Linked DNA regions of Mus musculus: region 2 is linked to region 1. A link is a loop called in an ENCODE intact Hi-C map of the cell type or tissue named here. Cell type or tissue: heart. All regions are shown on one strand. Links, peaks and the distances in the headings refer to the core of each region. The heading gives the core; the rest is flanking DNA.

Evidence for each region. Peaks named below come from ENCODE experiments on the same cell type or tissue, not always from the same donor. Only the 100,000 strongest peaks of a DNase experiment are listed, where the experiment ranks them.
Region 2: a loop joins it to region 1, with 5 times the contacts of the local background. A loop is called at or near these places in 3 of 42 quality-filtered maps.

Annotation. Positions count from the first base shown.
Region 1 is chr1:89,318,710-89,327,041 of GRCm38, forward strand. No RefSeq gene overlaps it. Among named protein-coding and RNA genes, the nearest start is that of Gm41913, 65 kb to the right of the region's middle. In heart, for the core only: a CTCF peak has its summit at 4,564 (motif pointing right); a DNase peak (open chromatin) is centred at 4,062.
Region 2 is chr1:89,452,067-89,460,398 of GRCm38, forward strand. It overlaps Agap1 (ArfGAP with GTPase domain, ankyrin repeat and PH domain 1), which reads left to right and starts at 2,745. Exons shown (of 18, transcript NM_178119.3): 1 at 2,745-3,526. The coding sequence starts at 3,364. In heart, for the core only: CTCF peaks have their summits at 2,664 and 4,516; DNase peaks (open chromatin) are centred at 2,665, 3,565, 3,885 and 4,555; H3K4me3 peaks cover 3,419 bases; H3K27ac peaks cover 2,339 bases.

The sequences.
Region 1 (8,332 bases), core at 134-8,133:
ACCCAGAGATCACTGTTCAGTTCTCAAAACCCCCTCTCTATGGCTTACACACCCTTATCCTTGGCATTTCAAATCCAGATCTTTGAGCTCTGTGAGTTGCCCATCAGCAAGTATGCCCCTCCCAGCACCGGGTTGAGCATGGAAAATGGAGTGACTTGAAAGCCCCTGAGCAGGACAGAGCCCTGACCCTCCTCCCGTCTCCTATCACTGCCATGGCAGTGGCTGACATTGCCCATTGCTGATGGTTTGCTTGGTGGACACGGTGGGTAGCTATTTTCTCAGCCTTGAAACATCCCCCATAGAGGGAGCAAGCAGGCTTTGTAGACTCTGGAAATAAACAAAGCACTCAAGGTCCAGCAAGCCCCAGGAGAATGGCAAGATCTCAAGGCTCCTCCCCAAGGTCGCACAGTCGGGAACAACTGCTGAGGAGACCTGCCAGTCAGCAGTCCATCCTGCAGCTCCAGGGATGCTGGGGTCAGGTCAGGGGTCTTTTTGGGTGATACAACTGCTCTGAGCCACCCAAGCTTCTTTAAGTGACACCTTTGGCATCTACACTTGTAGGTAACTGCAGTAAGCTCACTGGCTTGCTAAGCCTAACTCAGGTAGGACCATGTCTTTGGTCTTCAGTGCCCTGTCTAGAGTCAAGAGACATTTGTTCACACCTCCCCCAGGCAATGTCACACGACAGACACTCCAGTTCTCTGTCCCATTGGTCCCCTTCCTTCTGGTCTTTCAGATGATGTTGACTCCTTCATCATAGAGAGTAAGAATTTCTTCCACCTCTGCCCCCTGCCCCCTGCCTCTTGCCCCCTGCCCCTTGCCTCCTGCCCACCTCCATATGTCTTCTTCAGAAGAGATCTGGCTTGTCTGCTAGCCCTACTGGCCCAAGTCCCTCCAGACTTCCAGGACTCATCTGTCTCTTGACTATATTCAACAGTGGGATCCTGGCCCATCTATAGGAATGCACTGAAGACCCTGACAGTACAGGACTTGGGCCAGGCTGAGGGCTCACATGGCCTCTTGGGCCCATCTAGGCTTTTCTTTGCTGTCATCTCAGTCTGGTCACCACCATCATCCTCTGCTTTCTACCTCCATCCCCACAAGGTGCCAACCACCCTGCCATCTCAAACACCTGTTCTTTCTTCACCAAAACAGAAGGAATTTTGCATGACCAGGGGTCACTGTTTCTGCCTAGATCCCACCCTCCAAAATGCACACCATTTTCCCTTGTCTACCATTCTCCTTTCATGGTGAGGCCCAGAGGATCTCATTGCATGCTGCCTGGGTCTCTGTCTAAAGCTATTCCTAGCTTCATAACCTGGCATTCTGCGTAGTCTGGCCTGAAGCATCCTTGGACACCCCATGGACACCCTTGTGCTAAAGCCCCACACGGATGATTCCTGCTGCAGATAATCAATTTGCGGTGCATAACAAGTGAATGAATGCTTCTGAAAGGCATGGGTAGCCTGCTGCAGTTATTAGGACAAAGACCACAAAGAGGACTTTGAGATGGCAGGTGACCTGCTCCAACCTCCCCTTCAGGGACACACAAATCAAGCAGGTGGGATGACTGAGTCCCACTTGCACACAGGAAGTGACTCATAGGCTCAGGCTTCCTGGGAAGAGTCAGTGGCTCCGAGAGTTCTGTACATTCTCATTTTAAAGTGGACCACAGAGTTATTCTAAGTGAGACCTAAAGTTAATAAGATATCTAACTTCCCACCCTGACATCTACATGTCATGCTTTCAACCAGATCTGACCTGGAGACCCACGGGAACACTAGCAGTTCAGTCTGTAAGCCCCTGGGAGACTTATGGGAACACGGGCAGTTTGGTCTGTAAGCCTACTGGCTCTGCTAAGCAGGCTCTGTCTTCTCTACCAGCCGCACAGCACGGGGCTATTTGGCAGTCCCTCCTTGTTCTGTGGCCCTGGGTCTTCCTATGCAGCACAAATGAGGCACCTGCTGGTGTCCATCCCATTAGCAGGAGACCCAGGCATCCTTCCAGGCTGGCCTACTTGTCAGTCATTCAAAGGAGCTCAGAGGTAGACATGTGGCCACCAAGAACTCAAAGGGGAGAATGCCTAATGTGTCCTTAGGTCTGCCCAGCTCCCAGCTCCCTGTCACAGTATCCCAGTTCTGTTCTTCTGGAAATTTCTTTGGTCCTTCTCTCTTTTTCTTTCACAATCAAACCATGGGGGGGGGGTCTCTTCCTCTTCATTAGTTCTGTGTCCAAACCTCATCAAGATGACATGACTGTGTTGACCAAGGTGGATTGGTCTCAACCAAAATAACTTGTTTCAAACAACTGAGTATAATGTTAAAAATATCTCCAACCGCACATGACTACGTCCCAAACTGCAAGAGTACAGCATAATCTGGCTTAGGTCGTTTCCTGCTTTCTTTCCTGGTCAGTGCAGGAGGCTGCTGGTGCAGCTGGGTGTGGGGTAGAGTGAGACGACCCCTCACAAGCTCAGCCACCCACCAACCCTAGGCTCTGCAGATCACCTGGGAGCTTCATGGCACCACACAGAACCACGTCTGCTGCACCGTTTGTTTCCACCGCTGGAAGCAGAGCATTTGGGACAACGCCCAATGGTGTTTCTTAGCATTATTGTACTCATTTTCTTGCCTGTGTTGTTGTCTGCACTGGATATGGTTCATATGTTTAAGGCTTGGTTGCCAGCTGATGGCCTTTGAGTTCTTCCCAATGGCTGAATCCCATGATGGATTCATAACACGATAGCATCATTAGGAAGTGGTAGAAAACAAAAATGGGTCCTCATTGGAGGAAACTGATCACAGGGCATACCCTGGAAAGATAGACCTTGTCCAGAAATGTTTGTGAATTCTCTCTGCTTTCTGGCTGCCCTGCGATAGCCATCTGTGTTCTGTCACATACACGCCCCTGCTGTGATGCACTGCCTTGCCTTGGACCAAAGCAATGGAGCCAGCCAACCATGGATGGAAACCGTACGTCAAAGTAAGTTCTTCCTCCTTTAAGTGATTTATATCAGGTGTTATATCACAGTGACGGATAACTGGCAAACAGTGATACAATAACAAAATGTCAGACCCAAGCAGCTCAAGTGATAAAAACTTATTTTCGTACAGGAAGTCCAAGATCAAGGTATTGTCAAATGTGTGGTTCCTCCTGAATCTCCCTGGATTTTGGGTAGCCTCCTTCCTGCTGGATTCTTGTGGTCTTTGTTCCATGCACGTATACTGAATGTCTTTCTGGGTATTCAAACTCCTACTTCCTGTGTGTGTTGGGGGAGGAGAGCTGTTCGTGTGTGTGGTTTATGTACATGAGTGTGTGGTGACTTGTGCAAAGGCAAGAGCAGAAAATTCAGATGTCTTTCTCTATTGCTTCCTCCATGTTACCTCGAGATAGTCTCTCAGGAAACTGGACACTCACACCTTCAGCTAGACTGGCTGCCCATTGAGCCCTAGGGATCCCCCTGTCTCCACCTCACAGTGCTGGGGGCTACAGGCTCATGTAGCCCTGCCTGATTTCTTTCTTTTTCTTACCTCCATGTTGGGGATTTGAACTCAGGCCCTCAATCTTGCAGAGTGAGCACTGTTAGCCTCTGAGCTTTCTTCCCAGTCTCCAAATTCCCACTTTTTATGGGAATTCCAGTCAAATGACATGAGGGTCCAAACCTGATAGCCACATTTTAGCATAGGCACCTTGATTAGAACCCATGGTCTCCTCATCTAGACAGATGCTAGGGCACTGCAGGCTTCTAGAAACTGAATTGTGGTGGTGGTGGTAGTAGTGGGGACATAAGTTAACCTATAATGGACAAGGTTCATTCTCTATTGTGGCTTTAGATACTGGCTGTACCAGTCTAACCATGCACCCCTGAATGTCTTAACCTCTCAAACCACAGAGTTCAGAGAGTGCTGTAGAACATGGGGGCTTCTCCAGTCTGGATAAAACATGCTCTCCCCTCTCAGTTCCCTTCCTCGCCAGCTATGTACCTGCAGACTTGCCTGTCTGGAGCACGCCCATAAGGCACTACAACACAAGCCCTCTCCCAAGAGCTCTACCCTAAGAACCACCCAGCAGCCTCCAGAGCTGTGGGAAGCTGCTGTCCTTTGTTTTGGCAGGGATCTTGTATTTGTATTCTGAGCCTAAAGGAAATCACAGGCATTATTCTAACTTCCTGTAAGGAGAGGCAGAGATTCTGCCTCTGCTGAAGTCACTGAAGGGTTCCAGGGCCATCGCCCATTTGTTTTCCTGACTTTCCATTTCTCAGTTACTATTTAAAGGTAACTTTCTGCGTTTCAGTTTGTTTGTTTGGTTTGGTTGTTTTTCATTTCTCTTGGCCCAATATAGATCCATGATAATTAACATATTGTCACTTAGCAGATTGACACCCACAGTGTTATTTGCACCCAGCCCTCTCCTGACTTTATAAACTAAGGAACAAGATAATTTCTGACTTTTTAAAAAGTCCCCCAAAACGTCATCAACCAAAATTCTGTTTTGAAGATCTTTTAAAAGAATCTTGCATATCTGCTTGCATGTGTGTAGACGCACCATGCATGCAGTACCCACAGAGGCCAGAAGATGGCATTAGATTCCCCTGACACTGGAGTTACAGATCTGTGGGTGAGACTGGAGCCTAGGTCCTCAGCAAGAGTGCTTAGTGCTCTTAACCACTAAGTCATTTCTCTAGTCCCTGAAATTCTATATATATATTTAAATTTTTTATTATTTTTTCCAGTTCTCTGACTTTTTTTAAGCTGGCTTTCAATGGGCACAAGACTTTGAGAAAAGAAAAAAAAATCATTTTTCCAATAATACAGTATTCTCCTCTACTCATAAGCAGTGATATACAGGAGCCTGCTTCTCAGATTCTAATTTCTCCATCTAATCTATTTAAAAATTATTCTACTTTCTACTTGTAAATGCTATCTGGAGCCCACCAACATCCTCAGCTCCAGGTGGCTCTTTTAAAGCAACTACCTGAAAGTATAGGCTGTGGTTCTTGCCCATGGGGGTCCAATTCTGGTTCTCAGAACCTAGATACACCTGCTGCATGGCCACCTGCTCTGTCCCATGTCCCCCTAAAGGTTCACCATGAAGGTCCAATGAGTGGCAATGGCTATCACTGGAATTTTGTGCTAAAGAACAAAAGAGGCTCTTTTTAGTCCTGGGTTCTAGCCATTTGCAGAATGCCTCGCAGTCCAAATTATACTGGCTCTTTCTCTGTCACAGTCTGCTGGTCATTCACTCTACTTCCATGGACAAACACTGTTACCTTTTAAAGGAAGACAGCCAGCCCTTTGCTTTTTCCTCCAGAAAATAGAAGAAAACACACTAAATATGAAACACACACACACACACAACATTGGAGGAAAATCTTTTCCTCAGACTGGACAGAAGATAACGAGAAGATGGGAAAAGATGCTCCTGTTAGTCTGGCCTAGGTCCTGAGTAACTCTCTGCACAAGGCAGAGGCTGTGGTACTGAGTTCACAGGTAGACTATCTCAAATCTCTGGGCCTGACACCACTGCTTGCCTTCATGGGATCCAACATGTTAGGCCACCACAAACACATGTCCTATAGCTTCAGTACAGGTTTGAAAGTCAATGTGCATTAAGTAGGGTCTAGAGAGATGGCTCAGTGGCCAAGAGCACTTGATGAATAGTCATGAAGATGGAATTCAGAATCCAGCATCCATGTAAGATGCCACATGTCCCCTGCACTCCTGTAAGCATATCTCTGAGGGAGGCCAGCCCAGGAGCATCACTTGGTCTTGGTGGCTCCCAAACTACCAAGAAAATGTGAGCCAGGGGCTCGTGGAAAGACTCTATCTCAAAGGAATATATGAATGGGAGAGGAAGACAGACAGCTGGTGTATTGTTCCAGACTCCACACAAAAGCACAGATACAAGCACCTGCATACCCATGCGTGTATATCCTCACGCACAAAGACACATGCACACAGAGATAAATGCATCTTTAAAAATGTATTGAGTGAATAAATGAATGAATGAATGAATCATATGAAGGGCTGGATGAATGAGTAAATGAACACTGGAACAAGAATTACATCTTTCTATCTATGTGTGCCTGAATCTCTATATGACAAATTCTGGGATCTAGGCATTTCTTTGGGAAAGCCCTCTTCCTTCTAAGCTGGAGGGAATACAAATCAAAATGGATACATCCTCACCCTCCCAGATTGCTCATTAAGTATTATGTAAGGCAGAGACTCTTGTCAATGCTTATTTCTCATCTGAACAATGGGATGGAAAGCCTGATGGCCTCCTACCTCACTACAGAGGAAGGGGAGAAAATAAATAAAAAGACAGAAAAACCATGATCTACCAGTGTCAGCAGACAAGGAGACACTCCTATAGAACCTATGGCTGTCAAAAGAGTAACAATGTAACATTAAACAACTCTGTGCTGATAGCCTTGACAACTTAAACTAGAGCGGACTTAAACTAGCAAGCAGAGTCCTGGAAAGACCATCAAACTTACTCAAGAAGAAATAACATCTGTTGTTATGTCTCCCTTTACATTTCTGATTTTGTTAATTAGAATGCTTTCCCTGTGCCCTTTAGTGAGTCTGGCTAAGGGTTTATCTATCTTGTTGATTTTCTCAAAGAACCAGCTCCTCGATTGGAGGGCATCATCCTGAGTGAGGTAACCCTATCACAAAGGAACTCACACAATATGTACTCACTGATAAGTGGATATTAGCCCAGAAACTTAGGATACCCAAGATATAAGATACAATTTGCTAAACGCATGAAACTCAAGAAGAACGAAGACCAAAGTGAGGACACTTTGCCCCTTCTTAGAACTGGGAACAAAACACCCATGGAAGGAGTTACAGAGACAAAGTTTGGAGCTGTGACGAAAGGATGGACCATCTAGAGACTGCCATATCCGGGGATCCATAATCAGCTTCCAAATGATGACACCATTGCACACACTAGCAAGATTTTGCTGAAAAGACCCAGATGTAGCTGTCTCTTGTGAGACTATGCCGCAGCCTAGCAAACATAGAAGTGGATGCTCACAGTCAGCTATTGGATGGATCACAGGACCCCCAATGGAGGAGCTAGAGAAAGTACCCAAGGAGCTAAAGGGATCTGCAACCCTATAGGTGGAACAACATTATGAACTAACCAGTACCCCTGAGCTCTTGACTCTAGCTGCATATGTATCAAAAGATGGTCTAGTCGGCCATCACTGGAAAGAGAGGCCCATTGGACTTGCAAACTTTATATGCCCCAGTACAGGGGAATGCCAGGGCCAAAAAGTGGGAGTGGGTGGGTAGGGTAGTAGGGGGGAGGGTATGGGGGACTTTTGGGATAGCATTGGAAATGTAAATGAGAAAAATACCTAATAAAAATATTTTTTAAAAAAGAAGAAATAACATGCAGGGCATGGTGGTGCACGCCTTTAATCCCAGCACTTGGGAGGCAGAGGCAGGCGGATTTCTGAGTTCGAGGCTAGCCTGGTCTACAGAGTGAGTTCCAGGACAGCCAGGGCTATACAGAAAAACCCTGTCTTGAAAAACAAAACAAAACAAAACAAAAAAGAAATAAAATAAACAGACCAATATTGATCCAAAACATTGAATTTGTATTTTAAAATCTCCCCTCAAAGGAAATCTGTAACTCTAATGGCTTTACCGGTGAACTATAGCAAGTATTTCATGAAAAAGTTCTAGTTCTGAACAAACTTACCCAAGAAATTGGATAAGAAAGACAACTTTTGAACTCATTCTACGCAGGAACCCAAAAACCATTCAAGAGGCTAGGCAAAAGCTGTACAGAATAGCTTCCCTGAACACAAATGTAAAATCTTAACATTTCAGCAAATAGAATTCAGATATAGAAGGAAAGAAGCCAGTTTAGAAGGAAACATACTGGATCACTTAGTCAATGGAAACCCACAGGTCATGCCATGCCTAATGTTAAAATACTGAAAGTTTTCTCCCTAAGATTAAGGATAAGGTCTGGAATATATATTCTTATAACTTCCTCCACTTCTAGAGGTCCTAGCCAGTTCAATACGTAGATAGATAGATAGATAGATAGATAGATAGATAGATAGATAGATAGATAGATAGATAGATAGATAGATAGATAGATAGGGATGTAGCTCAATTGCTAGTACCAGCCTAGCATGCATGAAGCCTTCCATTGGTTGCCAAGGGTAGTGGCTCATACCTGTAATCCCAGGACTTTGGGGGTGGAGGCATAAGATTAGAAATCTACTATAAATGGCATTTAAGTCTGTGTTGGAGAGAGTGGAGGTAGAAAGGATGAAGGAAGAGATTACAGTCACCCTGTGTGGAAA
Region 2 (8,332 bases), core at 313-8,312, 130 kb after region 1:
TGAGGCTGGTGAAGGTTTTGGGGGAAGATGCTCCTGTCACCAGGTGTTCTCAGAGCACATCAAGGAGGTCAGGGTGCCTGGAGAGGATAGGACAGAGTGGAAGCAGAGGTGGTCTAGTGAGAGGGTGAATTGTGTCCCTTGGACACCCATGAACCTCTAAGTTCCATGACCCTCAAACGGGACACATTAAGAGATTGACTCTCTAAAGAGGCATCCAAGTGACGATGAGGTCAACAGGGCTGGCCCTGATCCAACAGGACTGATGTCATTCAATGAAGAGATTAGAGTGTAGACGTAGAGGACACTGGGCAAGGACGCAGGGGTAAAACGCTTGTCTCCGAATTGGGGAGGGGCCCACAGGAGAAGCCAACCTCGCTGACACCTGGATCTTACACTTCTGCTGTTTGAGCTGTGTGGTCTCTGGTGCTCTGACATAGTGGCTAGTGCTCCTGAGAAGAGGGTCGGTCCTGAAGCCCAGAGTTCCGTCTCTTCTGACATGGGTCGTCTCTGCTCTTCTCTGAAGGACATGGACTCTTATGGCCAGGGTTTTGCTCATACAGAGCCACCCTGTGTCACCTGGCCCCTGATACAACCCTGTGTGACTTGGAAGTCAGTTCATGGGCATATAAAACCACCACTACTCTGTCCACTGTTGTTGCTATGAATAATGGAGTCTTGTGTCTTCTAATCAGTCCCTTGGGATTGTGGTAGACCAATTGACAAGCTTAGTAGGATAATGCACACTGGAGATGCAGCTCAGATGAGGAAAGAAGATCAGAATTCAAGGTCAACCTTGGCTAAACAGCAAGTTTGAGAGTAGCCAGAGATATGTAAATCTCAAAATAAAAACAAACACAAGCTGTGGAAATGGAGACTCTACCCAGCTTGTGGTATGCATGCAAGCCAGGAGGGCTGGGGGAGCCAGGGAGGATGGGTGGCGTTGGAGGGAGAGCTGTGACCAGAGGAGAGCCATGGCCTAGAGGCTCACTAGAACTACTTTCTTGAGACTGGTCAATGAGGAAACAGGAAAAGGGAAGATGCCTAGGTTAGGTCTCATTCACTAATCCGAGACTACATAATGAAGCCTCAGCAGGATGACAGAAAGCGAGAAGATTCTGGCTCCGTCCAAAGGCAGAGCTGACATTCTGGGATCTAAGAGAACAAGGGAAGAAAAGACCACACACTGCATTTTCAAATTAGTGAACAAAGGTCTGTACTGCCTCGGACTGGGGTGGGAAGAGGTTCACAGGTATGGGGAAGATGTCTGATTTTTATTTTGTTATTATATTTTTAAAGCAGAGTCTCACCTTGGGTCCACAGCAATCCTCTGGTTTTAGTCTCTTAAGTGCTGAGACTACAGGATGTCCAACAGGAGAAAAGTCATGTTCAATCCAAAAGTTGGATGTGATGAGGAGGGGACAGGTGGATAGGTCTGGGACAGAAAATTTAGTGTCATCAACCTCTATATGATATTCAAAGGCATAAGAGAGGCAAATAAAACAGGTCTAAGGTTGACTCCCAGCATCATCCATATTTAAACCTTAGAGAAGTACAAAGGAACCCCCAAAGAGATTGAGAAGCCAGATGTGAAGCAGGGGAGTCCTGGAACTATTTCACAAAGAGTTGGGGTTTCAAGGTGGAGTAGGGACGAACAGTAGAATGAACCCACATGCCAGCATCTCTATTAGTGTTTCTGCTAAGGACGAAGATAGAGGCAAGGCACAGAACAAGCCAGGGCCTCTGCTGTGTTAGGGACAAGGAAGGCTGAACAGTACACTGGCTTGAGGAACACTGGAACTCGGAAGAGTTCCAAGAACCAAGAGCTAGGCTGCCTGGGGCCCTGGGCTGCCCATTAGCTTGCATTTGAACCAGGTAAAGCCCAGGGCATTTGAATCAGGAATGTGGGCTGTTTATAAAACACCCCTGCATGGTGAGACAGTGCATAGACCCAGGACCTTTACGGCCTCGGACTCGTCCTGGATCCTTGGAAATCTACAACAATCTAATTCATTTGGAGTCGTTGGCATGAGCTCTCAGCTGCAGTGCGGTCTAGCTTCATGGGCTCCTGGACTGGGCTAAAGTGGGGTTAGTGTCGGGCGCTCGGAGGGCTGCGGCGTGGAGGTTACAACTCAGTTGTGCAACATTTTCGTGGAAAAGCCTAGAAGCCCCCGTGGAATTCCGTCTCACCTACCACCCCAGCCTCAGGTTTAGTTTATTGATGAAGCGTTGGACTCCCGTGTATCCCATGGGAAGGGAAGTAACTATCCTGCTGGGTTTAGAAAGGAGGCAGAAAGTTGCCAGACGGGGGGAGGGGACCCCGCGCGTCGCAGAGGTTCCTTAAGCGCTCAACTGGCAAACAAACAAAAGCGCGGGCGGGCGGGCGGGCTCGTGCGCCACCTTCCCCGTACAGAGGCGCGGGGGCTGGCACGGGGCAGTAGGGATAACCGAGAGGGACCAGGGCTCTCAGCTCGCAGATCCGCGGGCTGTAGCGGCATCCGGACGTCCCGCGGGGCCCGCCCAGTGCGCTGCGACGCGATCGCACAGCGCACCCCACGCGCGCGGGCCGGCCGGCGTGATGGACTACAAGTCCCAGCAAGCCCAGAGGCAGCGCGGGGCGGGGTCTGGCGCAATTCCCCGGGATCCGGCGCGCTGGGAAGCGCCGCCGAGGACGCAGCGGCGGCCGGAGGGCGGCGAGCGCAGGCGGGGGCGGGGCCGACGTGGGCCAGAGCCCTGCGTGCCAGGGAGGGGGCTGGCCGGGCAGCGGCGGGCGGCGCTCGGAGCGGTCTCCGCGGCTGGCAAGGCGCCTACAGCTCGGTCCCGGCTTGGCGGACGGCGCAGGGCAGCTGAGGGCCCCGGCCCGCGCGGTAGCGCGGCACTCACAAGCGCGCGGACCCAGCCGCAGCCGTGCGCCCGGAGCAGAGCGGCCACTGCCCGGGGGCCTCGGCCCCGGCGCTCGCAGCGCCGTGCTGCCTGCGCTTTAATGGCTGCTCGGCCGGCCGGCGTGTAGGGGTGCGGGCGGCTGCGGCGCGGGAAGGCGCCCGAGCGAGCCTCCTCCGCGGCCGGCCGCGCTCCATGGCGCCGCGGTCTTCCCGGACGGCCCGCTGACCCGGGACGCTGGTCCCTGCTATGAACTGAGCCCCTCTACTGCTTCATCCTCAGCGTTCTTTTCTTTTTCTTTTTCTTTTTCTTTTCTTTTCTTTCTTTCTTTCTTTCTTTCTTTCTTTCTTTTTTTTTTTTTTTGCGCCTCCTCGGCTCCGTGCTCCCCGGGGGCTGCGGCGCCCCGGGTCTCGGTGGCCCGCGGGGCTCCGGGGCGCGGGGCGGCGACGACGGGGGGCGCGCGGCTTTGGGCGCCGCGCCTGCACCATGAACTACCAGCAGCAGCTGGCCAACTCGGCTGCCATCCGGGCCGAGATCCAGCGCTTCGAGTCGGTCCACCCCAACATCTACTCCATCTACGAGCTGCTGGAGCGCGTGGAGGAGCCGGTGCTGCAGAACCAGATTCGGGAGCACGTCATCGCCATCGAAGGTGAGGGCCAGGCCGCCCGGGGCTTCTGGAAAGCGCGGGGGAGCGGGCGCCCCTGGCGCGGCGGGGTGTGTGCGCGCGTGTGTGCTTGCGTGTGTACACACGCGGCTGCCCGGCGGAGAGAGCACTGCGGTGCCTCTTGTCCCGCAAGGCCGGCCAGTCAGCCAGGGAAGATGGGTTGTCAGCGTTCATTTGATAATGGACAATGGAGTCTCTCCTGTGAGAAAGTGGCACGGTGCTGCTACGTCCGGGGCGGCCCGCAAGCCCCGTCCGGGCCCAGCAGACGCCTGGGGGCAGCTGCTTGGGATGGCGCCACTGGATCCCTGACAGGTTATCAGGCCCGGCCTGAGTGTCTTTCGTGGACGTTGAAGATGTGTTTTGAGAAGCGCTGCTGCTGGGGATGCTGTTCCGGCCAGCTTATTCAGTTGCTTCATGGCTGGCTACCCCCCCCCCCCTCCAGTTCGCGGATACAGGGGAGGTGGCACATGTAGGAAGCCAATGGGACCCAGGCAGTATCATGCCCCAGTGCTGATCGGACTGGCGTTGTACAAACGCTGGCCGTTTTGTACTAAAATCCTGAGGCAAATTATAACCCTTCTTGGGAGGCAGGACACCTTGATACTGTCTTGCTGAAAGGGGCACTTTAATCCGTCGGCTACTTGGGAGCCACCCAAGGGGCGGAAAAGTGGATGATCTTGCTGCCTGTAAGCCTGTGTTTGCACAGAACACTGTTTTGAGCCCCCAGTGTCAGGCAAGGCAGTATCCCTGCAGGGGAGGATGGAGCCGGTGGCTTTGCCCTGGCTTGTGCTCTCTTTGGACTACCCATGGCTCCCGTTTCTCTCCTACTAGGTGCCTGACCTGTTTCCTTGGGTTGTTTCTTCGGGCCTGCCATCATTTACCTGGGGGAGCAGGTGGCATCTAAATGGGTAATGTGTCATAGATCAGCCAGTGGATTAGCAGTCTATCCTCTTGAGTTGCTGTTGGCCAGTGACAGTAAAAGGCCTGCAGGTGGCTTGTCCTAGTGTAATACTGCGCCTGCCAAAGGCTAGTGAGTCCTCTGTTGAGAGCCATGGGAACCTTCCAAGTCTAGCAGGAGTGTGTTCAAAAACAGGTGCAGGTACTGCCCTGGGCTCCTCCCCCGACTCCTCCCCCTGTTGTGAGACGGCCTCTGCCCCTAAGAAAGCTTGGCTCCCGTGTGTTCTGAACTTCTAACCCTGAAGTATTTGGGTTTAAAACTTGGCTGCTTGGATAGAGATGGTGGAGGCTCTGTTGCTGATCCTCTTGGCATTTGGCAGCCTCATGTACTTGAACCACGTCCCAGGCAGGCTGGAAGACTGACTGACTATCCACCGGATATATTGTAGTTCTAGGGGAGGGTCCAAGCAAGCTCCATCCTGATGAGGGACTGGCTCTCAGTGCACCTGGGCCCCCTGAGTGTTCATGGCTGCCTGTGGTGGCTTCAGATGCTTCCAGACCCACTAAGAGGCACAGCTTCTTCTGTGTGTCATGGAGTTTTGTGGTGTTGAGGAGGGCACTGTCTCCCCTCATCATCCTCCCAGTTGATGGTGAGGAGATAGAGCTGATGGGTTCCTCTGAGAGCCGTCTGTGGGTTCCTGTCAGAAGTGCTGAAAGGTTCTCGTGTTTCTCTCAGATGGCTGCTCAGCTTCCTGGCTGCGTATACAGAAGTCTGATGAAACCCTTTGAAAGCTGGTGCCAGGAATGGAATGCACCTGACTGGAGCTTCTTGCTCTAGAGGAGAGAAAGACCTCCAGCTGAGTGTGACTCATTTCCCATTCTTAAAGCTACACTCTAGGGTCTTGTTAGCAAGAGGATGTTCTTTCGTGTTTTTTTTTTTTTTTTTAAAGTTGTTCTTCCGCAATGATCTCTCCTTGATAGCTTGATGCTCACCTTAATAAGACGAGTCCATGTCCCCTTCTCTTTATAACCTTTGTCATTCTCAGTGAAACCTGAGCTAGTGGATGGCTCATGCTGGAGACTCTGATAATGCTATTCTTTCGGCTAGGACTAGAAATGCCTATATTGTGCCAAGTCTGTAGTAAATTCAGTGAGCCCGGAGAAGAAGCGGTGGTATCTGCCTCTGTTCGTTGAGCCCTTACTTATCTACAGCGGTACACTGCACATTTGTGGAGAACTGGAGGACAGATGTTTTGGTATTCACAACGGCCTCACCATATAGAGGAGGAGGTGGAGGTTGGGAGGGGTCATGACCTCTGAACTAAAGGGTCAGTCAGGCCCCGGGTCTCTGTCTTCCCAATGCATCACTGTTTCAGGACCTCACTGTGCCTCTTGTAATTAAATCCTAATTCATGGGTTATAACGGATTGGCCTTTCTGTGTAAGTTTTAAGATACGGGCAGGTCTTTCATCTGCTTCTTCGGTGTTTGGCATAGTGAGAGCGTTGCCAAGTTGTGTAGCATGATGGTCTTGGGTGAGAAGAGGATAAACGGTTCTTACTGAGAACCTCACGCATGCGTGTGTGCTTTGATCATCTCTGCCTCCCAGTCACTTCCCATCTCCCCTCCCAACTTGATGCGCTTCCTCGCTCTCACTGCCATTACAAATACACAGGCCCATTTACTGCTGCTGTGCATACGTGCACTGGTGCAGGATTGTCCACTGGAGCATCCATTGCTCTTTTAGGGGCCACATCCTTGAAGAAAACTGACTCTTCCTCCCCAAAGCAGTCATTAAGTGCCAGATGCTCCTCAGCTAGGGACGAGCCCTTCCTCGTCTGTGCTGGAATTTTGGCAGCCTTGGTCTTGTGAACGCTATCATAGCTGGTATTTATTTATGTGCACAGTGATGTCACGTCCAGCGAATCCTGCTTCAGTGTTGACATCCACTGTCATCTTTCTGACCCTTCCTCTGCAAGGATCTCCGAGCCTTGGTGAGAGGGAGCAAGTGTTAGACAGGTGTTCCCTTCAGAGCTGGGTACTTCCCAGTTTCTTATGCTCTGGGTATTGACCAGTTGTGGGTGTCTATTAATCTGTCCTGCAAAAAGAAGCTTCTCTGATGAGGGTTGGGAGCTGTACTAATCTAAGGGTATAAAGATTAATTCAGGGGGCAGTTTGTTATTATATCCCTATAGGAGAACAATAGTATTAGGTTCTCCCCTCAGGCCTATAACCTAGCAGAACATGTGTTTTTGGCTTAGTTAGCAACACCAGACATAGAGTGCGTCTTGTAGAACGAGATTTAAATCCAACCAGAAAGTGGTTGGTTACTCCTATAACATTTGTGCCACTAATGCATATATTGCCATGTGCCAGTGGATATATCTTGGTAGGCTAGTCATTGTTACAGCTTGTGGGATCCACAGCTGGGTAAAACTGTCAAATATTTTTAGTTCTTGGTCACATAAATATAACCTTCCAGCACTATGACTGCTAGCCAGTGGGGATGAAATCCCAGGTCAGTACCAGCCTGATTTCTTCATGTCTTACGTATGTGGTGACCTCAGCTATAGGGCCTACTGTCAGATTTAGAAGTTAGCTAAGAATGACAGCAGTAGGTTATAAGAAGTGTCTGTTTTAGGAGTCTGTGGTATCCCACTAATCAGTAACTTTTGGGGGGCTGGAGAGATGGGTCAGTGGTTAAGAACACTGTTGTTCTTTCATAGGATCTAAGTTCAGTTCCCAGCATCCATGTCTGGTGGATGCCTGTAACTCCAGCTCCAGGGGATGTCCGATGTCCTTTTGGGCGTAACCAAATGTGGAACCTGCAGACACAGGTGCATGCAGACACAGGTGCATGCAGACACAGGTGCATGCAGACACAGGTGCATGCAGACACAGGTGCATGCAGACACAGGTGCATGCAGACACAGGTGCATGCAGACACAGGTGCATGCAGACACCAAATCTGGATAGGTGTGTCTTCATTGATGCTCAGCTAGGAAGGCATTGCCTTGGTGGTACAAGGTGACACAGGCTTGGAGACCATGACTAGAGTGTATGCAGGACCACCACAGTAACCGAAGTGAGACCCCATCCCTGTCAGAGACACACCCAAGTGTCTCCTTGTAACATGACTAATAAGCATGAGAAATTACAAAACATGAATCTTTCAGGAAAAGGTATGCCTGTCATTGGAAATATTAAAAAAAAAAAAAAAATCACCTGCCTCACAAAACCAAACCTGTCACTTCCCAGGCTGTCTAGTTAGCCCTTCTCCCCACCGTGGCCCCTTATCAAGGCCTTTGGGTTGTCATGACAGGGGCTTTTCAGCCTTAGGGGACTTTTGAAGAAACTGTTTCTGTGTTTACATTGCACACCAGCATTTGCCTCTGCCATGGTGGCTTTAAAACCTCGCTGCTTTCTGGCATCTACATGATTGTTTGCTCTTGGGGTGGGGAACAACCTTGGGGAAGAGGAAGATGTTTCAGCTGCTGAAACATTCAGTTGTCTCAGTGAGTCGATTTTGCCCTTCTTGGAAAATAAAGACAGACAAAATGGTTGTAAGAGCCCACTGAAGTCCCCAAATGACAATACGTTGAGGATACTGTCTGTAGGCCTGGGACACATGTGATTTTCATTCTCTACCCTGTTTAAAACACGATCTTTAAAAAAAAAACAACTTTTTTCTAGTATTCTTTTTTTCTTACTCTGAGAATCTTCTTGACTCCTGAATCTTTGCCATTTAAGGAAACATTAATGATTGGTTTCACACTGAGCCCAGCAGATTTCTGGGGGTGTCCTGCAGGGGCGTGGTCTGCTGTGGGATGTAGCATGTGCCATCCTCTGTCCGGAAGTGAGCCTGGGACCTGCCTCACCTCCATCAAGCCTCCTGT